Regions from separate parts of the Homo sapiens genome. Here region 2 is linked to region 1. Evidence: chromatin loops called from intact Hi-C (ENCODE). Cell type or tissue: GM12878. All regions are shown on one strand.

Evidence for each region. A loop is a pair of places that touch in the nucleus more often than their neighbours do. Peaks named below come from ENCODE experiments on the same cell type or tissue, not always from the same donor. Only the 100,000 strongest peaks of a DNase experiment are listed, where the experiment ranks them.
Region 2: it touches region 1 in a loop (2.6-fold over the local background); 3 of 110 quality-filtered maps call a loop at or near these places.

Annotation. Positions count from the first base shown.
Region 1 is chr14:71,552,208-71,560,207 of GRCh38, reverse strand. The region is part of intron 4 of SIPA1L1 (signal induced proliferation associated 1 like 1); the gene reads right to left. Among named protein-coding and RNA genes, the nearest start is that of SNORD56B, 160 kb to the right of the region's middle. RefSeq lists a silencer at 4,066-4,165 and enhancers at 4,586-4,645, 4,756-4,815, 4,976-5,035. In GM12878, no CTCF peak of the experiment used is centred here; DNase peaks (open chromatin) are centred at 4,417 and 5,677; H3K4me3 peaks cover 573 bases; H3K27ac peaks cover 5,816 bases.
Region 2 is chr14:71,614,287-71,622,286 of GRCh38, reverse strand. SIPA1L1 (signal induced proliferation associated 1 like 1) reads right to left here. Exons shown (of 24, transcript NM_001386936.1): 6 at 3,400-3,530. Among named protein-coding and RNA genes, the nearest start is that of SNORD56B, 220 kb to the right of the region's middle. In GM12878, no CTCF peak of the experiment used is centred here; a DNase peak (open chromatin) is centred at 3,389; H3K4me3 peaks cover 365 bases; H3K27ac peaks cover 2,405 bases.

The sequences.
Region 1 (8,000 bases):
CACAAGTAAATCTGAATAGGTAAATATGAATTTTATTCACAAATACTTAACAATTTAATTTTTACTAAAAGTAGACAATATTTTGATCAAAGATAAAGTTTAAACAGAAGTTTGCAAGTAGAATGAAGAAACGAATGAACACATTAATGGTAGGTAGATTACAGTAGGGTCTTAAGATGCATCTTTAAATTCAGTTACAATAATCAGAGTCCACTAAAAAATATACAAATATCTTACATATGGAGCATAAATTTAGTGTGTTAATGAAAAAGTCTCACTCCCCCAGCCTATTTTTCAATGATTATTCAAGGACAAGTTTTCCATGTCAAGTCCAGTTCAGTAACATGAAGTGAAACTTTATACAAAAAAAAAAAAGTTTATATAATTCTACTTTGAATGGGAATAAACTTATTTTTTCAATAGTTAGAAAACATGCTTTTGGAAATTTTAAGAATTACATTTTAATTTCGTAGAAAAAATGCAGAAAAGTTTTTATTCTGTTCACAACCATAGATCAGGTTAAAAGCATACTCATGATAAATCAGGAACCAGGTCAAAATCTTTTGGCTTTAAAAACAATTGTTCTTTTTATTACTCTATACTTATTTGGCAGGTAAAGAAAATGTTACAGTGTTTCACATAACATCTCTATGAGACCCTTACCACCATAAATGATAAAATCATGAATGCTTGACAATATTTTACAACAATCCTGGCATAAAATTTTTCTGGGAGAGTCCAATGCCACTGGGCAGGGGAAAATCTATAAAAAGTACCTATTATTAAGAAAAGTTGGAAAAACTTCCTTTTGATGCCTTTCTCTACAAAAAGTAAAGCTGAGGCTGGGCACAGTGGTTCAAGACTATAATCTCAGCACTTTGGGAGGCCGAGGCGGGCAGATCACCTGAGGTCAGGAGTTCAAGACCAGCCTGGCCAACATGGCGAAACCACCTCTCTACTAAAAATACAAAAATTAGCTGGGTCTGGTGGCGCATGCCTGTAATCCCAGGTACTCGGGAGGCTGAGGTAGTAGAATCGCTTGAACCAGGGAGGCGGAGGTTGCAATGAGCTGAGATAGCGCCACTGCACTCCAGCCTGGGAGATAAGAGTGTGACTCCATCTCAAGAAAAAAAAAAAAAAAAGTAAAGCTGAAATTACGATTGAGTAGAAAATGAAAATGTTGACATCTGCTGCTAGTTTGCATGCATCAAAATGCTTCGGCAAGGCCAAGTGCCCTGGCTTACACCAGTAATCCCAACATTTTGGGAGGTCAATGCAGGAGGATCACTTGAGGCCAGGAGCTTGAGATCAGCCTTGGCAATACAGCAAGACCGTGTCTCTACAAAAAATAAGAAACTTAGCCAAGTGTAGCGGCGTGCACCTGTAGTCTCAGCTATTTAGGAGGCTCAGGTAGGAGACTTGGTTGACCCTGGAGGTTTGAGTATATAGTGAGCCATGACTGTGCCACTGTACTTCAGCCTGGGTGACAGAGCAAATCCTGTCTCTAAAAAAACAAAAACAAAATGCTTCAGGAAATTAAAAAGAGACTCCCAGATTATCTAGATTCACAAACTAAACCTACATCAGCAAACTACCTAAGTGCACATATGCCCGTTCAACAGCAACCACGGCTTTCACCAGCCTTCCACGCCATTTCTGATTACAGTTCTGGTTACAGCCAAGTGAAAACAGAGAGAGTGGTTAGCTAAGGCTCTTTAGTAACCTTCTCCCAGGAGAGAAATCTACCTTGAAACATGATGGAGCTCTCCACTGTCTGTAGTTTCCTACTGTCTCCTAAAAACCTATCACTCTTGATGTTATCCAGAAAATTAATGGCAAAGGTAAACCCAGGTTCATCTTTAGAAAAACAATGCTCTCTATATAGTCATGAGATCACCAAACATCTCATACAATGGCTGGTAAATTCTAGGTACTCAAGCAGAAGTATTTCTTTTTCCTATAATTTTAAGTCCGTGCCCTGATATTCACTCAACAAATATCCATTATTCCATAAATATTTGAGGCATCATTCTACATGCTGAAAATACTGCCCTAAAAATGTTTATATTTACTTTGAGAGACAGACAATAAACAAACATATGATGTAAGAGTATCACTACATACTTAGGCTTTAAATTCAATAAAATATTTTTTTACCTATGTCACCTGGAATGCCAACAAGAATATTACTTCTAAAAGTGAGTTTTTGGTGTAAAAATCATGAGACAACTGATTTAAGTATCACAAACCAACACTTAATAATTACCTACGATGTAAGTTAGCAATATTCATTTTCCAGCAAATTGGAAGCATTTTCACTTCAATGGATTTATATATTTCTAAAAAATTGAACTTGTACAAATTAGAAATATAGCAGTTATCACCATAAACTATGTTGGCAGTCAACTTGAGCCTAATGCTACAATCCATAACTATCACAGGAAAGTAAGGTAGGTTTTTTTATATCAGTTACATCTGAAAAGAGTCACAATTTCTGGGCCTCTTAAAGTATGAACTCACATAGGAGTCAATCATGACTAGTTTAATTTTATTTTACTTTGTTCATTTTCATATTTGTATTCAATAAGGTACTTTCGCAACGATCCAAATGTAACAGAACCACAGATTAACACAGAATTAAACAGGCACTCACATCTCAAGTACCACATCAAAGCCAAAAGTTAACAATTAGTGCAAGTGGCCCCTTTGTGCAGAGAACTACAAAAATACAACCTGTAGTAACCATGATCAGCAGCAAAGTGCTCCTAATTCTCAAATAGTGGATTTCTTTTCTTATGAAATTAATGGGTGGTAAGGACTTAGTTTGAAATTAATAAAATATCAGGGAAAAAATGTGATATCTAATGGGGAAACATTTTCCATGAGCAAAACTAATGAAAGAAATCACAAAAGAAAACATTGACAGATTTGGGTACATGAAACTTTTAAACATCTGTACATTAAAAGGCAAACCAAATACTAGTTTAAAAAATACCATAAATACAACGCAGACTGAATACACTGAATATATGCAAAGATTTGTGAAGGAAGATAAAATACTAAGATTCCAAAAGAAAAATGGGAAAAGAAGTATTAATGGGTATGGTGTTATGATAGCTATATTGGTTTTTGTCCACAGTTCCTAGCTCCTAACTCCCACAGTCCTTGTTATAATGCTGGGGTACTTTAGGCCTCAGGAAACAGAATCTCTCTCTCTCTGACCTCCTGTCCTTTCACCTGCCCAAGGCAGGGCTCTAATCTGATTGTGGATCAAAAGACACTCATTCCAGAGAGTCCTGCTCCATATCCTACGGGAAGGAAAGCTACACAGAAAGGCCAAGAAAAGTCTGAATAGACAGGCCTTGCTGGATTTAGATAATGTGCTTTTTGTCCAATCACATTTCTACACGGTTGTCAACCAGGCCATGTAATAAAACCTCCTTGTATAAAAACCCAAAGGACCAGGTTTGAAGAGCTTCTGGAGAGGTGAACATGTAGAAGTTCTTGGAAGGTGGCACGCCAAAGGAGGGCACGGAAGCTCCGTGCTCCTTCCCTGATACCTTGCCCTACACAACGCTTCATCTGAATCCTTTGTAATATCCTTTTAAATAAATCAGTAAACATGTTTCCCTGAGTTCTGTAAGCTGCTCCAGCAAATTAATTAAACCCAAACATGGGGTTGTGGGAACACCAACTTAAAGTTGGTCAGTCAGAAGTCTGGAGGCCTGGATTTACCAATGATGTCCAAAGATGTAAGGGGCAGTCTTGGGGACTGAGCCCCCAACCTGTGGAATCTGACACTATCTTAGGGTGGATAGTGTTGGAACTGAATTGAGAACATCCAGCCAGTGTACGCTGTTTGGCATGTGGAGAAAAAAACCCACAGCTTTTGTCACAGAAGTGTTTTCTGTGTTGATGATTGTCATGGTGGTATGAAAGCAGAGGAAAGACACGGTTTGAGAGTTTTTCTGAAACAGTAGGCAATTCACAAAAGAAAAAATTGGTTAAACATTTGAAAAATGTTTCTGTTCAATAAATACAATACAGGCACACCTCATTTTATGGCACTTCACTTTATTGCACTTTGCAGGTGTTTTTTTTACAAATTGAAGGTGTGAGGCAACCCTGCATTGAGCAAGTCTGTCAGTGCTATTTTTCCAACAGCATGTGCTCACTTCCTGTCTCTGTGTCACATTTTGGTAATTCCCACAATATGTCAAACTTTGTCATATTATTACATCTGTTTTGGTGATTTCTAATCTGTGATCTTTGATGTTACTACTAATCTTTTGGGGAATGCCACAAACTGCACTCACAGAAGACGGCAATCAATCAACAAATGTCAAACAATCAACAAATGTCGTTTGAGTTCTGACTGCTCCACCCACCAGCCATTCCCCATCTGCCTCCCTCTCTTTGGGCTCTCTAGTCTCTGAGACCACAACACTGAAATTAGAATGGCCTCTAAGTTCAAGCGAAACTTGAAAGTGAAAGGAAGAGTCACAGGTGTCTCATTTTAAATCAAAAGCTAGAAATGATTAAGCTTAGTGAGGAAGACATTTGAAAGTTGAGAGGCTGAAAGCTAGGATTGTACCAGTTAGCCAAGTTGTGAATGCAAAGGAAAAGTTTTTGAAGAAAATTAAAAGTACTACTGCAGTGAACACATAAATGATAAGAAAGCAAAACAGCCTTACTGCTGAGATGGAAAGTTTTAGTGTTCTGGAGAGAAAGAAGATCAAATCAGCCACAACATTCTCTTAAACCAAAGCCTAATCCAGAGCAAGGCCCTAACTCTCTTCAATTCTATGAAGGCTGAGAGAGGTGAAGAAACTCAGAAGAAGAGTTAGAAGCCAGCAGACATTGGTTCATCAGGTTTCGGGAAGGAAGCTGTCTCCATAACATGAAAGTGCAAGCTCACCAGCAAGTTATCCAGAAGATCTAGCTAAAATGATTGATAAGGTGACTACAATAAACAACAGATTTTCAGTATAGATGAAACAGCCTTCTCTTAGAAGAAAATGTCATCCAGGACTTTCATAGCTACAGAGGAGAAGTCAATGCCTGGCTTCAAAGGTTCAAAGAACAGTCTGACTCTCTTATTAGGGGCTAATGCAGCTGGAGACTTAAAGTTGAAGCCAATGCTTATTTACAATCTGAAAATCGTAGGGCCCTTAAGTATGCTTTAAGAAAAATAAGAGGTATTAATTTTTATAAAATGTGCTCATTAGCTACTGGAAGAGTGAAATTGTTGTTTTTTTTTTAAATTAGGAATATGTATCGAGAGCCTTTAAAATGCTTACATACTTTTTTTCCCAGTTATTTTATTCCTGAGTATTTTTTAAGGAAACAATTCAAAAGACAAAATTCTGTGCAAAAAAAGGGTTCATCACAGCATTATTTAGGATAGCAAGGAGCTATAAACAACCTAAATGCTCCCAAACTATGTTTATAGCAATAAATATTATAAAAAGTGTGGTAGCCCAAGTGTAGCAGATCAGGGGAACAAGAATGAAATTCCCAAAACCTCACCAAAAAATTTTATGAAGAATCAAATCACAGGATGTTGTAATTTGTGAACTGTTATCTTTTTCTTATCAATATAGAAGTTAACAACAACAACAACAAGCTCTCTTTATACAGAAGGTCACCTGTGGGAAGTGTTACTCAAGAATGCTGAGAACATCTTCGGTTTCACAGTGGGGCAGAACTGACAGGGAGCTAAAGACTGAAAGCAACAGAAAAAGAACATCTTTTCTCACCAGCCTACATCAGAAAAGCAGATACATTTTTTTAACTTTCTTCTTTAAAAATCTTTATATTTTTTATTTTTAAGTCTGTGGTGTTTAAGTTGCACGATTTTAAGGTCATCTGCTTTTAAATTCAATATCATGGCTTCATGTGTGCAAAGAAAGCAGTAATACTGTTTAAAAAGAAATGAGGAATCTAAACTTCCTTAAATTAACATTTGAAGGTTTGAGCACAGTGAAACCAAGGTTCAATATCAAGACATTAATTTGTTCAGAAAAAAAAATACTGTATCTTAAACAGAAAAAAATCTCTAAACTACCTTTGCTGAACAGAAATAACGTATCAGTACCATGTTCCTACAAACTAACAGAAGATGCTACAGGTCGTAAATATTAAGAAAGAAAACTTTTTTCTCTAATTTTATATTCATTCTTGCTACATTTGAAAGGACTGAACGGAATATTCCATTCAGATAGGCCAAAGTTCAAAGTCTGTACCTGGATGAGGACATGAATTTCAAACACAAACCACAATCTGAAAAATAGTCTGTCTCTAGTTACTTTATACAAAACACTATGCTAAGGTCTCAATTTAAGAAAGCTGACAAGAATTGCATTTATTCAATGAATCAATCAGTTCTACACTAAAAACTAGGTTACATACATTCTGATATTTGTTTTCTATATGAAAAAAAAAGAATTGTATATGATGTAGAGTAGCCCTACCTAAACAATACAATGGGATCTCTGAAGCACAGAAATCTATAAAATGGGTTCAGGCCAAGGAAAAAGTCTCCTTCCCTACACATTCCTGGTATATTTTACCTTATCTCAGAATATCAATTCACAGGTCTGTTCAAATTATACTGTTAGCATTTCCTAAGAAAAAATAAGCTCTGAAAAACATGCCTTTCCTATCTTGACATCCAATTAAAACATTCAAACTAATACCCTATTTGGCTGACTGAGGTAAGGAGGAAGAGAAGAGAGGAAAAAAGAATGCAGAAGCAAAATGTTTTTTCCTCTTCTGTCATTACTGTTTTTAACTTAACATGTCTCAAAGTGTTTAGCTCCATGGTGATGGGAGCAGGCGAAAAATATAGAAACACTGAAAGAACAAATTCCCCCAGAATATTTTAGGGTTCCTAACACAAAGTGTACTGTGGAATTATAGAAACATACAAGTTGAAAATAGATTCTTATAACTTAGTAATGGTGGAAGATGAACAATCTTTCCTTATAATAGCTTTTAAAAATCTGCTACATTCACCCCACCAAAAAAGCTGAGCCAGATTTCTATCTGATTTTTTAAAAATTATTATCTCTCAGTATAAAGGAAATAGAAGAAAAAGTATTCATTGCTTAGAAGAGTGGATTTCAACAGGGGAGACTCTGCCCTCCAGAGTGACACTAAGCAGCATTTGGAGATATCGGCAATCTGAACTGAGGAGGCGCTATTGGCATCTCGTGGGTAGAGGCCGGGGATGCAGCTGAACATGTAATTCCACAGCCCTTCACAACAAAATTATCTGACCCCAAATGCCAGAGTCCTAAGGTTGAGACCCTGGTTTAGAAATACTTTCGACACTGAAATGTGCAGATTTATAACCACTCAAGTTCCAAAAGACAGTCCCTTAGGTCAAAGTAAGGAAGGAAGGCTCCAAGGCACTCGGTAGTCCCCACAGACTGATGTATGGAATGACTGAACTTTCATACTAAGGATACAAACTCAAAAGCTGCTGCAGGAGAAAAGTTCAACCATTCAATAAATTACCAGCTTAAAAGAAACAGGATCCCAGCACTCTGGGAGGCCGAGGCGGGCGGATCACAAGGTCAGGAGATCGAGACCATCTTGGCTAACACGGTGAAACCCCGTCTCTACTAAAAATACAAAAAAAAAAATTAGCCGGGCGTGGTGGCGGGCGCCTGTAGTCCCAGCTACTCGGGAGGCTGAGGCAGGAGAATGTCGTGAACCTGGGAGGCGGAGCTTGCAGTGAGCCGAGATTGTGCCACTGCAATCCGGCCTGGGCTAAAGAGCGGGACTCCGTCTCAAAAAAAAAAAAAAGAAATAGGGTATGGGAAAATACATTTGTAAATAAACCTAAAATTTTAGCTAACATAAAATCAGTATAACCTATTAAATGAAGATAATATCAATGATATTCTGTACCTTTTGTGGTAGTAATAATAGCTATGGTACAATTAATTTCCACTTACTGGTTCTTGCTTGCTAAAACTTTCAAGATCTCAAAG
Region 2 (8,000 bases), 62 kb before region 1:
TTTGCTCATAAACAAACTGCCATGCCTACAAAGGTATATATCTTCTTTTATGTTTTGCAATGTTTATTTATACTAAAATGAAAGAGATTTGTTTGTATTTCTGTTATCTTGCTGCCGCTTACTGAAGCCACTAGAGTGTCACTGTCATGTTTTCTTTTTTCTTATCTGCATGAGAAATTAGTAACATGAGAAGTCCCTGATACAAATTAAGTCTTGTTTCATTTGTAATAGGTAAATGGGCTTCAGTGAAAAAAGTGAAGGAACTATCTCTCAAAGTGCAGGAGCTACAGACAGGAACCAATATCTGGAAACATTTCTATCAAAAGTCTTAATACAATATTACCATTAAATCAAATTTATGGATTATTTATTATTAGAGAGAAAAAAATTATACAAAACCTAGTGGCAATTAATTACATAAATATTAGCGGGAGGAAGGAAGAAAGGAAGAGAGGAAAAGGAGGAAAGACATGGAGAAAGGGATGGAAGGAGACAGGCAAGGAGGGGAAGTGAGAAACAGGGAGGCAAGGCACCATTTGAGGAATCGGGCACGTTGTACTGAACAACTCGGACAGAAGCCCCCACCCTCCTGGGGCCTGCATTCTAGTGGGAGAGATTAAAAGCAAACAAAATGACTAAGTATAACAGAGAAGACAGTGTTAAGTATTAATGAAAAATAAAGCACTGAATTGGATATGAAATGGGAGGGGAATAGAAATTTTAGATTCAGCGGTCAAGGAAGGCCTCTGTGGTTTCTGAGTAAAGGCCAAATGGAGATGAGGCAGCCTGATGCAGAACACAGCAGTGGGGAGGAATGACGGGCATCTGAGCCCTGAGGCAGAGGTGTCCTGAGGTGGCCCAGGTAGGAAGGAGGCCAGTGTGGCAGGAAAAGACTGAGCCAGGAGGAGTTATCAGGGATGAGGCGCAGAGAGATAACCGGGAAACAGAAGAGCATGGTCTCCTAGGCTAGCAAAGACAGTGGCTGTTTCTCAGAGGGAGATGAGGAAGCTTTCAAGGATTTCGAACTGAGCAATGGCAAGATCTGGAATGACATTTCAAAGGAACCCTGTTGGGTCAAAAGGAGGCAGGGCTTCAGCATAGAAGCAGGGAGAACAGTTCTCAGAGCAAGACCAGGACCAGGACTGGGTAGTGAGGGTGGGAGAAGTAGTTGAGCTCTGGGCATATTGTGAAGACAAAATGAACAAGTGTTGCTGACAGACCAGATCTCAGGGGCAGGAGGGAGAAGATGGGAATAAAGTGTGGCTTTAATGGTTTCTGGCCTGAGAAAATACAGTAATAGAGTTGTCATAAAGTGAACATTAATTTGAACGTAAAAAACAAGTGGTAATGGTTTTTTTGAACACTTGACTTGAACCTTTCAGTCAAAGGCTAAGGAAACAGACCCAAGGGACACAGCTTATTCAAATGGCTTAGCTGGAGAAGAAGAGAATCTTATGACTACAGAATTCAAGTAGAACATTTCGGGTCAAGGGAGTAAAGCAGAAAGAAAAGAGGTGGGAAAGGTAAGAGTTGGTGTGGTTCACAGACCAGAGCAGAATTTAGGACAGATAGGTAGGAGACAGGGGCTGGGATCAGATGTGGAGAGCCTGCAAGACATGCTGAGAAGGGAAGCTCGTGGAAACCAGTGACAGGATCTGCTGAGAAGGGAAGCTCATGGAAACCAGTGACAGGATCTGACTCAGAAAGAATCATAGGAAACTTTAACCTCTGGCATGAAGGATAGGATGAACAAGTGATAAGGAAATGAATTTAGGTGGACAAAAAAACAACACAGAAAAGGAAGAATATGATGGGTATTTAAATCAGAGTGGCCTTGGGAAGGGAAAAAGAAGAGAATGCGAAAGACAAAAATACTTGGAAGTAAGATAAGAGAGTATCACTAAAAACTGGTAGGAACGGCCAGGTGTGGTGGCTCACGCCTGTAATCCCAGCACTTTGGGAGGCCGAGGCGGGTGGATCACCTGAGGTCGGGAGTTCGAGACCAGCCAGACCAACATGGAGAAACCTCGTCTCTACTAAAAATACAAAATTAGCTGGGCATGGTGGCGCATGCCTGTAATCCCAGCTACTCGGGAGGCTGAGGCAGGAGAATCACTTGAACCCAGGAGACAAAGGTTGCGGTGAGCCAAGATCGCGCCATTGCACTCTAGCCTGGGTAACGAGTGAAACTCTGTCTCAAAAACAAACAAACAAACAAACTAAACTGTTAGGATCTGGGAAGCTAGAGAGGAGCAACTACCTGCATACAAGTCCAAAACACAGAACATGACGTTCTTCGTGCCTTTGTGCTCAAAAAAATAATTTACACCACTTAATGATTAGCTTTGCCATGGAGAAAAAGCACATGAGAGTATGTTAGTTCATTTCTCTCTGGCCAGTGTAGACAACACATTAGATATTTAAGTCTTGTCTTTAAAAGTCCTATATTTAATTTCCCCGGAGTTCAGGCTTAGGAACTATTACTAAATGATGCCAACCCCGGAAACTTGCTTTGCATTCAATGGGGGAAATGAAGCCAAATGCCCTATTTAAACTAGTTTCAAAACCATTATTTTCTAGATGACTCAAGGGTATTAAGTATTAATGCATAACAAAAATCCTAAAGTGAATTAGCAACTGAGAGGCAATAAATCGATAAGTGGCCCAATTATACAAGTTTACAAAGAAAAAGGAGAACCTCATAGTCCCAAACTTGTTCATAGGTGTTTTAAAAAAAAAATGCTGTGTGGGTTCTTTTTATTTTTCCATGTCTTTTTTTTTTAGCCCAAACTTCATTTTAAAATAAAAAACTCATACATTGTGTATATTTAGATTCCTAAAGAGCTCTAACAGCCTGTTTCACTTACAATTAGATAGCCCCTGGTTCAAAGAATGTACCTTCTAGGTCTCAGACAATGGGTCCCAAAGATAGTGGAAGAAGTCAAGAATCTCTTTCCCTCCTTCTTCTTGGGCGAAGACATGAGCTCAGCAAGAGCTTGGAAGAGTGAATTAAGTCTTCAGTGGCCTTCTCTTATATCTAATATCCTGGCTCCTCAAGTTGGCTTGGCGCTTTCCAGTAGCCCTAAGCAGGATACACAATATCCCAGTGGGGATCTGAGGGCTCCAATTTCCTTGGGCCACACTTAATGGACATATCTTTCTCTGAATCAAAACTCCTCATTCATAGACTGCATCTATTCAGAGTCTGATGAAAAGAAGAGGTCCAGATCTAACCATCTTGTCCACCTCGATCTCCACCAGAATAAATGAAAGGGGACTTTGCTTACTCCAAAGACAGCTGTAACCATGTGCTATTAAATTTAATTGCTTTGCTACTGCTACTATTTGCTTTCTTCCCCATTTCAGTTAAACCTCAAACCTCTCTCATTTGCGACTTACCTCACTAGTTCTAAAAATTATTCGGTAGTTGTACGGAGATCCATTTTCTTTCATTTCATCTGGTTTTTCCCTTCGAATGCTCACAGCCACTGGACCAAGATTCTCATCAGCCCCAAAATAGTTCCAGTGTTCTTAGGTAAAATAAGACAAAACAAAGTTAGAAAATCTACCTAACACTTTGAAAATGTTACATTCTGCTCAGTATTTAAGGTTGTCACTCAGAAATTTTATCAATAAAATGTAAACATTTAACAAATATTAATATTCTTCAGTTAGTTATAAAAACAAAGACTTGGCTACACAGGTTTAGTTCCAGAGAAGATAACACTGAACACGGGTGGCCTGTTGAGTTTTTTACTACTCTACAGATTACTACTCTACTATTTCTCAAAATAAATTTGTATTTTCTCCCTATCTCCCACCATTTAAATAGGCTACATTTGTGCACACTTCCTTGCCTAAGAGAAGGCTTGTGCCAGGGCTTTTTAGTTTTTGTTTTTCAAAAACATTCTAAACATATTGAGAACAGAGTTTGAAGAAAGGGGGATTCCACCAGATTAAAAAAGATGTCCCTGGATTGGAGAGAGAGATGTGTGCTGCGAGTCTCTGGGCAGCACTCTGCTCCCAGGTGGCCTGTGTATGGTGGAGTAGGAGCTCAGAGGAAAGAGCTTCACAGTGCCCCAGGGAGGCAGGACCCAGGGCTCTGGGCCATAGCACGGTATCCCACAGTGCAGGGCTAATGTAACTTGTGTGTCCAGGTGACCGATGAGCCTAGGGCCTCTCTTCAATGTTCTGGCCTTTTGCCTAAGGCCCCAAACCTTAGCACAAGCCTCCAAAGGACTGGCGCTGAATTTACCTTTCTCTTGCAAAAAGAAAGATAGGGATCAAAATTAAGTTAATTTATAGAAAATGTTGAAAAGTGATATTTACTGTGCATATACATCTTTTAAAAATTTAAACTGTTGATACATACATGAGATGTTCACAGATGAGGAAGTCCACAAAACATGAAAATATATGAAAAACTGGAACAGATAATTTGTTTTTCAAACCTCCAAAATGCTTACTTTACATTACTGTATTTCATTTATACATTATTGTATTTCATTTATATCTGACACGGCTAAATGACTGGATTGTGACATAATATCTCATTATCACACAAAATGCATACACATTTGAAAATACATGTTATTTCCATACAAAATATAAGTATTTGAAAATCCATGAGAATAATAAGAAAAAATAGCATAAATATCGAATCATGTAGTTTAAAATTTAAGTAATGCATATGAAAATACTTTGCAGGTACTAAAGCACAATTACAAAAGCTACAATCATAAATGTTGAGGGCTCTCTAAGACTATTATCATAAGCCATGGAAATTCAAAAGAAGAAAAACACAATGGGAATACAAGCAACAAACATCTCATATATAAGAAATAACCCACTAAATGTCACAAAATTCATGTACAGACACTTATGCATATCCTCAAAGCACAGCACATGAGAAACACACTCAGATTATTTACTCTTACTTTGCACACAATTCTAATAAGCTTGGTTGTCTGGTCTTCAAGCTCACAGCTTTATTTCAGAGGTGTGATAATTCCAGGTGTTGACAAAGTCCAGGGTGTAGGGCTGATACAGACTTGCATGCAGACAGCAATGTGATAGAACAACTGACAACAAGGAAGAAAACAGAAAGGGAGGAGACAGAAATAGTACAAAAAGGCAGACAAGAACTTAAAGAGAAACAAGACAGCAGTCTGGGGCCATTTACTGAAGGAGCAAAGAGCTTAACATGCTTTGATACCCTCAGAGGATATTGTACCGCTGCAGCACAGATCAACAGTAGATGCATCAGAGTGTGAGTCACACTCATTACCTGGTCCTCGTACTTCATGGACTCTAATAAAAACCAACTTCTAGGAACCCCTCAAGTACACCCCACATATCTCACAATGGGCAGGTGGCATGGCAGTTCTCTGCTGCTGGAGAAATTCCCAGATATAGGGCCACTATAAATTCATCACCAATAACCTCAATTCATCCTCATCCTCAAGCTTTCCCTGGTCAGCAACTCTCTCCGTTTCTCCAGGGCAGATGTGGCAAACATGCTCTATTCTCTGGTAACCACTCCTCATCTACCTTCTCCTCAATTTTGGCAAATGACAATGTGTCTACAACACAAAGGAAATAAAGAAGCCATTTCAGATGCAAACCTAATCACCATCCACACAAATTCACCAGCATCCACACTCTAGCTTCTTTTTCTGTATGATCCAAAGCCCCACCCCCACCCATTTGCCCATTCCTCCTTCCTAGGGACTCAGGTACCTTGATGACCCTCTTTTTTTATCTTCAACTTCTCCCTCTAGACTTGCTAATTCCCATCATCCTTTAATTACCGTAAACTCACATTTATTCTCAACTCCTTACGACCTGTCAGAACTAAAGAATTATCTCCTCTTTCCTTTCTTCCATTGGAAACTTCTTGAAATAGCTGTCCAATTCCTCACTTCAGAATTATCATCTGACTTCCACTGCATGGGTCACCAATGACTTTCTCAAAGTTAAAACAAATGGTACTTTTGGTCCTTCCCTGGCTCAAACTCTCCATAACATCTAGCATAGATGATCACTTCATGTCTTCTAGAAACACTCTTACTTCCTTGTTCCTATGACATCACCCTCTTCTGATTTTCCTTCTACCGCTCTGGCTGTTCTAGCTCAGTTTTCCTCCCTCTTCCCATCTGAATAATCCACCTGCTTTCAGAACTTCAACTGCCACCTCAATGTTGACGACTCTCAGAGGTCTACATGTCCTCTCCAGACATCTCTAAGCCTGAGACCTTTTTTTGGTTTTGTTGTTGTTTATGTGTTTGTTTTGAGACAGAGTCTCACTCTGTCACCTACACTGGAGTGCAGTGGTGTGATCTTGGCTCACTGCAACCTCTGCCTCCTGGGTTCAAGCGATTCTCTTGCCTCAGCCTTCAGAGTAGCTGGGATTACAGGTGTGCACCATCATGCCCGGCTAATTTTTTATATTTTTTGTAGAGATGGTTGGTCAGGCTGGTCTCGAACTCCTGACCTCAAGTGATCTGCCCGCCTTGGCCTCCCAAAGTGCTGGGATTACAGGCCTGAGCCACTGTGCCGGGCCAAAGCCTGAGCTCTTTATATTTACCTAATGGAACCGTTTGTCCCACGCACATCTGCAAAAGTGAACCTATCACCTTCCCACAGAAACCTATATAGCTCCCCGTCCAGTCCCTATTTCAGCAACTGCTACCACATTCACCCAGTTGCTCATGCCAGGCCCACTGCCATACTCTGTGAATTCCAGCTTCTGGACATCTCTCAAATCCATCTTTTCTCATCCGACTGCCACTGATTTATCCTATCATCACTTGCCTGAGTGTTTGTAGTAGTCTTCTAACTGGTTTGTTTTTATCCAACTTAATTCACCCTGCCAGATGACCCTTCTAAAATGCAAATCTGACCAACTACTACGAAACTTAAAACACTTAGGTTCTTGTACCCTTTTCATGGTTACCCAAAGGTTCTCATAACCTGTCACTGTCAATCACTCCAGCCTCAGCTCACACCTTTCACCCTCTTAAATTTTGAAAACCAATGATACTAAACTTCTCTTTCAGGTGCTCAAACTCACAGTCTTTTATCATCTGAAAAAAATCTGCTGAGAACATTCTTTCCATAACCCCTCTTTATTTGTCTAAGTCCTCTAATTTTTAGGTCTCATCCGAAGTATGACATAGACATCTTTGAAAAGAGGGACTGAATACTGGAAGAAAATAAAAGTGTTTACTTTGGATATTGATACCAATAACTTTATTTTAAAGTGTTATGAATTCATAACAACACAAATTATTAAAACCAAATATTTAATATATCTCAAGAACAAAAATAGAAACATTACAAAAATGTAAATAAAATATAAATTTATAAACTAAAAATATTAAACAATCATTTTAGTATTACTGGTAGACAAAATACAAATTGTGTTAATAAGGTTACTTTGTTAATAATAAAAACTGTAAAATTAATGATAATTCAAACTTTTGGTGTGTCATTATCAAAACCTGACTACATTTTTTTGTAACTTTTCCCAGCTGCTAATGAAGTATATTTCTGAATTTGGGGAATGGTGATGGGATAATTATAAACTAAATTCCAACACTTTCTTCATACTCTAGCTTTAAACAAACTCATCTCTGGTTAGATAACGCTAGGAAGATATTTTTGAACTTGTGTCAAGTTTTTTCATTAAAAAAGAGCTCTTGCTATTATTTCCCAAATAGCTTTTCCAGCCAGTCTTCATCAGTATCGGTTCCATTGGTATGGATGGAGACTCCGGTCCAATTTCCCATGCTAAATTCACCACTATCATCACCAGACTCTACTTTTTCAAAAAGTCTTTGAACTTGAAAAAAAATTATTTTTACAATAAAAGCTCTGTTTTGGTCCACTGTCTTTTTTTTCTCTTAAGGATTACAGAAGTATAGAAAAAACTCTTTCCATATGAACATAAGTTTATTCTATTCAAAATCCTAATGTACTATTTAAATTTAACCCTCTGG